Linked DNA regions of Homo sapiens: region 2 is linked to region 1. A link is an interaction called in ENCODE POLR2A ChIA-PET data of the cell type or tissue named here. Cell type or tissue: GM12878. All regions are shown on one strand. Each heading gives the region's core, and the rest is flanking DNA. Links, peaks and the distances in the headings are about the cores only. Region 1 has its middle 31 kb from the start of SGPP1. Region 2 has its middle 25 kb from the start of PPP2R5E.

Region 1 (2,811 bases), core at 265-2,764:
GCCACCATGCCTGGCAGTCCCATGATATTTTGCCTTTATTTTATATTTATGTCATTTTCAAATTCTCTTAATTATTTTTACAATCTATAAAAATTAAACAAGACTTTATTTTAACTTGATTTTTAGTATACAATGAGTATTGCAAAGGTCAACAGTCCAAATGCAATAATTAAACAACTTATATCTAGCTATGCATTTCAGTTTGTTCCCTTTGAAAATTTATCCTACAGCCTTCTCAAAATATGAACAAAACATATGAAATCAAAGGGTACCAATTTTAAATGAGTGGTATTCAAACTTTTTTTTGCATGTTATTTATTTATACATTATATATGTATTTACTGTATTAATATATAACATACATTATGCAATATATAGACATTTTTAAGGATGAAATAAAAATATAAAGAGGCTTTTTTTTTCTTTTGAGACAGAGTCTCCCTCTGTCACCCAGGCTGGAGTGCAGTGGCGTGACCTTGGCATGGTGATGTGTGCCTTTATTCCCAGCTACTCAAGAGGCTGAGGTGGGAAGATCCCTTGAGCCCAGGAGTTTGAGGTTGCAGTGAGCTATGATTGCATCACTGCACTCTAGCCTGGGTGGCAGAGTGAGATCTTGCCTCCAAAAAATCTGTAGGTCTAGATTTTTTTTTTTTTTAATTTTAGCATATGTGCTGCAGAAGCGAGCACAGATTTTTTTTTTTTTTTTTTTTAAGAATATTTTAGGCTGGGCATAGTGGCTCACGCCTGTAATCCCAGCACTTTGGGAGGCTGCAGTGGGCAAATCACGAGGTCAGGAGGTCAAGACTAGCCTGGCCAACATGGTGAAACCCCTTCTCTACTAAAAATACAAAAAATTGGCCAGGCCTGGTGATGGGCACCTGTAATCCCAGCTACTGGGGAGGCTGAGGCAGGAGAATCACTTGAATCCAGGACAAGGAGGTTGCAGTGAGCCGAGACTGTGCCACTGCACTCCAGCCTGGGCAACAAAGCGAGACTCAGTCTCAAAAAAAAAAAAAGAATATTTTAAATTTATTTACATGCAGGCTGGGCACGGTGGCTCACGCCTGTAATCCCACCACTTTGGGAGGCCAAGGCTGGTCAGGAGTTCGAGACCAGCCTGGCCAACTAGGTGAAACTCCATCTTACTAAAAATACAAAAATTAGCCGAGTGTGGTGGCACACACCAGTAGTCCCAGCTACTCGGGAGGCTGAGGCAGGATAATCGCTTGAACCCAGGAGGCAGAGGTTGCAGTGAGCCGAGATCGCGCCACTGCACTCCAGCCTGGGTGACAGAGTAAGACTCTGTCTAAAAAAAAAAAAAAATGTTTACATGTTGTATTTCCATTATTTAAAAAAAAGATTTGAGAGTAAATAGCAGAAAAAGTAAGAACCAAATTTTTGCATGCCTTCGTGCTATACTTTGCATTCATTTTTTTGAGGATTGGATTTATCTACTAGTCAGGTTCAAAATTTGGCATCCCTGCTCGAAATCGTGTTTTCTAGAATTTTATAGGAATGGTTGAAAGCAAAAATGAAACTGTCAGGCACAGTCCATGAAGCAGAGGATGTGGGCAGAGCAAGGACAGAGTATGTCTAAGACTTACTTTACCATGTGATCTAGGAAGCCGTCACTGTACAAAGACAACCACTGCTGGTTTGAATTAAAATAATTTTTGGCTGCTTCTCTTCACCTTCTTGGAGATCCTTCCTCAGGAATAAGGAAATAATTCAGGAAATTCACGCAGGAGCTCAGAATGTATTTCCAATCTCTGTAGTCTCCATTTTTGGCAGGCACACAGATAAGGGGATGGGAAATTAATATTGAGCCACACACAGGGGGAAGAAAATCTAATGTTCCTGAAGAAAAGGAACCTTGTTCACTGAAACAAGAAAATATTAAGGAGTAAGGCTTATCAAGTATTAAATTTATATTTACTAAGCCACTCAGTGTTAGGTCAATATCCTAAGCAGAAAAGATCAAGGAGGTAATAAACTGAAAGAAATTTTTTTTTTTTACAAAGTTCTGAATCTCCATCTGCAATAGAGATTTGTTTTTGCATTTTGCTTCTCTTTTAGAGATTGAAAGTTAGAGATAGGATTGACACACTTCTACTTGTTTTTTAAGACTCAGCACAAATATTACTTCTGATGTGAAACTTTTGAGGCTACCCTGTAGTTTCCCTCCTATGCTTCCTCATAGCATATTGTATTTTTTTTTTTTTGAGACAGAGTCTTGCTCTGTTGCCCAGGCTGGAGTGTAGTGGCATGATACCAGCTCATTGAAACCTCAGGTGATCCTCCCACCTTAGCTTTCTGAGTAGCTGGGACCACAGGAGTGTGCCACCATGTCCGGCTAATTTTTTGGTAGTTTTTGTAGAGACAGGGTTTCGCCTTGTTGCCCAGGCTGGTCTCGAACTCCTCACCTCAAGTGATCCACCTGCCTTGGCCTCCTAAAGTGCTGGGATTACAGGCATGAGCCACTGCGCCAGGCCTGTACCTCTATTTTTATTTATTTATTTATTTATTTTGTGACAGAGTCTCGCTTTTCTGCCAGGCTGGAGTGCAGCAGCATGATCTCAGCTCACCGCAACCTCCGTCTCCCGGATTCAAGTGATTCTCCTGCCTCAGCCTCCCGAGTAGCTGGGACTATAGGCGTGCACCACCACGCCCAGCTAATTTTTGTATTTTTAGTAGAGACGGGGTTTCACCATGTTGGCCAGGATAGTCTTGATCTCCTGACCTCGTGATCCACCCTCCTCAGCCTCCTAAAGTGCTGGGTTTACAGGCGTGAGCCACCACGCCTGGCCTTGT
Region 2 (2,811 bases), core at 286-2,785, 190 kb before region 1:
AGCACTTTGGGAGGCTGAGGCGGGTGGATTACCTGAGGTTGGGAGTTCGAGACCAGCCTGACCAACATGGAGAAATCCCGTCTCTACTAAAAATACAAAATTAGCCGGGTGTGGTGGCGCATACCTGTAATCCCAGCTACTCGGGAGCCTGAGGCAGGAGAATTGCTTGAACCCAGGAGGCGGAGGCTGTGGTGAGGCGAGATTGCGCCATTGCACTCCAGCACTCCAGCCTGGACAATAAGAGTGAAACTCTGTCTCAAAAAAACAAAAGTCCCTGATAACTCAGTTTGTCTTGACCTCTCATTTAATAGGTAAGAGAACCAGATAGCTTATGAGATCTTGCTAAACTCCTCACCTTAGCTCCCAATGTAATTTATGATGTCTTGATGTAATGCCTTGAGACCTACAAATTAACATAACCAAGAATTTAAAGTAGATATGTTGCAGGGATGGAGGAGTGACTATAAATCTCATCTATTCCCATTTGAGCTAGCTCCATTCTCCTCCAGTGTTTCAAGAAATACCTTCAGGGAACCGCTGCTTTCTTTCTCCCACAATCTGTAGTTCTCTTGCTTTCCAACTTGGGCCCGGCAGGATCGCTCTTGCAAAGAAGGATGGCAAGAAGAAGAGCCTTTCTGCCATCAGCATTCACAAGCGCATCCATGGTGTGGGCTTCAAGAAGTGTGCCCCTCGGGCACTCGAAGAGATCCAAAAATGTGCCATGAAGGAGATGGGCACTCCAGATGTGCACATTGATACTAGGCTCAACAAAGCTGTTTGGGCCAAAGGAATAAGGATTGTCCCATACCGTATCCCTGTGTGGTTGTCCAGAAAACGTAACGAGGATGAAAATTCAACAAACAAGCTCTATACTTTGGTTACCCATGTACGTGTTACCGTTTTCAAAAATCTACAGTCAATGTGGATGAGAACTAACCACTGATTGTCGAATACATCAAATGAACTTATAAAACAAACAAACAGAAATGCTTTCTATTTCTCAACCTATGCTTTTTTTTTTTTTTTCTTTTTTGACAGTGTCTCACTCTGTGGCTCAGGCTGGAGTGCAGCAGTGGCACAATCTCGGTTCACTGAAACCCTGCCTCCCAGGTTCAAGTGATCCTCCCACCTCAGCCCCCAACTAGCTGGGACTAAAGGCGCATGCCACCACACCTGGCTAATTTTTTTTTTTTTTTTTTGTATTTTTAGTAAAGACAGGGTTTTACCATGTTGCCCAGGCTGGTCTTGAACTCCTGAGGTCAAGCAATCTGCCCACCTCAGCTTCCCAAAGTGCTGGGATTACAGGTGTGAGCCACTTTGCCTGGCCTAAAAATGCTTCATTTTTTTTGTTTGTTTGAGACGGAGTCTCACTGTGTTGCCCAGGCTGGAGTACAGTGGTGCAATCTCAGCTCACTGCAACCTCCACCTCCCGGGTTTAAGAGATTCTCCTGCTTCAGCCTCCTGAGTAGCTGGGCTCACAGGCGCCTGCCACCACACCCGGCTAATTTTTTGTATTTTTAGTAGAGACAGGGTTTCACCATGTTGACCAGGCTGGTCTCAAACTCCTGACCTCAGGTGATCCACCCGCCTCAGCCTCCCAAAGTGCTGGGATTACAGGCATGAGCCACTGCACCCGGCCGTAAAAACACTTTCTTTACTGAAACAGTGGCATTGCTGCTTTGATAGACTGTTATGATCACATGGATTGGATTTGGGCCACATACACAAATGCTTGTACAAGCATTTGTACTAAGCAAGTGCTTAGTACAAATTTATTTCAATGAATATTGATTAAATTAGTAGTCCTTTCCTCAGCTTCTTTCTTGCTGCCATTTCTTTGCATTTAAGGGGTAGGAAGTAGGAGGAACAGAGAGACAGTTCTTTCCCACAGGTAGGCAGTAACATGGCATCATCACTGCTATCCCGGGTCTCCTTTCCATTTCAGAAAATCCAAAAACTCATTTTACAGAATTGATCAAATTATTGAGTCCTTGAGCAATTTGAATAGCACACAAGCCATATCTTAATTTTTGTTTTGTTTTGTTTGTTTGTATTTTTGAGACCGAGTTCCATTCTGGTAGCCCAGGCTGGAGTGCAATGGTGTGATCTCAGCTCACTGCAACCTCTGCCTCTGGGTTCAAGCAATTCTCCTGCCTCAGCCTCCCAAGTAGCTGAGATTACAGGCAACTGCCACCATGCCCAGCTAATTTTTGTATTTTTTTTTTTTTTTTTTTTAGAGACAGGGTTTCACCATGTTGGCCAGGCTGGTCTTAAACTCCTGACCTCAGGTGATCCACCCACTTTGGCCTCCCAAAGTGTTGGGATTACAGGTGTGGGCCACCACACTGGGTCCATACCTTTGTATTCTGATCACTTGATTATCTTTCTAGCTCTACTACCTTTCATTCTTCCTACTTTACACTTTATGCAAAAGCTAAGAAAAACTACTTGAAATTTCCTGAATGCACCTGAAAATAATGCAACCACTCTTTGCATTGATTTTATATAAAAAATGAAGATGGCCGGGTGTGGTGGCTCATGCCTGTAATCCCAACACTTTGGGAGGCTGAGGCAAGCGGATCATTTAAGGTAAGGAGTTCAAGACCAGCCTGGTCAACATGGTGAAACCCCATCTCTACTAAAAATACAAAAATTACCCAGGCATGGTGGCAGGTGCCTGTAATCCCAGCTACCTGGGAGGCTGAGGCAGGAGAATCTCTTGAACCTGGGAGGCGAAGATTGCAGTGAGCCAAGATTTCGCCACTGCACTCCAGCCTGGGCAATAGAGGTATACTCAGTCTCCAAAAAAAA

The links. Peaks named below come from ENCODE experiments on the same cell type or tissue, not always from the same donor. Only the 100,000 strongest peaks of a DNase experiment are listed, where the experiment ranks them.
Region 2: POLR2A ChIA-PET joins it to region 1 with 11 read pairs; 3 of 35 experiments call an interaction of 5 or more read pairs at or near these places.

The regions. Positions count from the first base shown.
Region 1 is chr14:63,758,050-63,760,860 of GRCh38, forward strand. No RefSeq gene overlaps it. Among named protein-coding and RNA genes, the nearest start is that of SGPP1, 31 kb to the left of the region's middle. In GM12878, for the core only: no CTCF peak of the experiment used is centred there; DNase peaks (open chromatin) are centred at 1,557 and 2,151; H3K4me3 peaks cover 479 bases; H3K27ac peaks cover 1,203 bases.
Region 2 is chr14:63,567,373-63,570,183 of GRCh38, forward strand. It overlaps the pseudogene RPL31P5. Among named protein-coding and RNA genes, the nearest start is that of PPP2R5E, 25 kb to the left of the region's middle. In GM12878, for the core only: no CTCF peak of the experiment used is centred there; no DNase peak of the experiment used is centred there.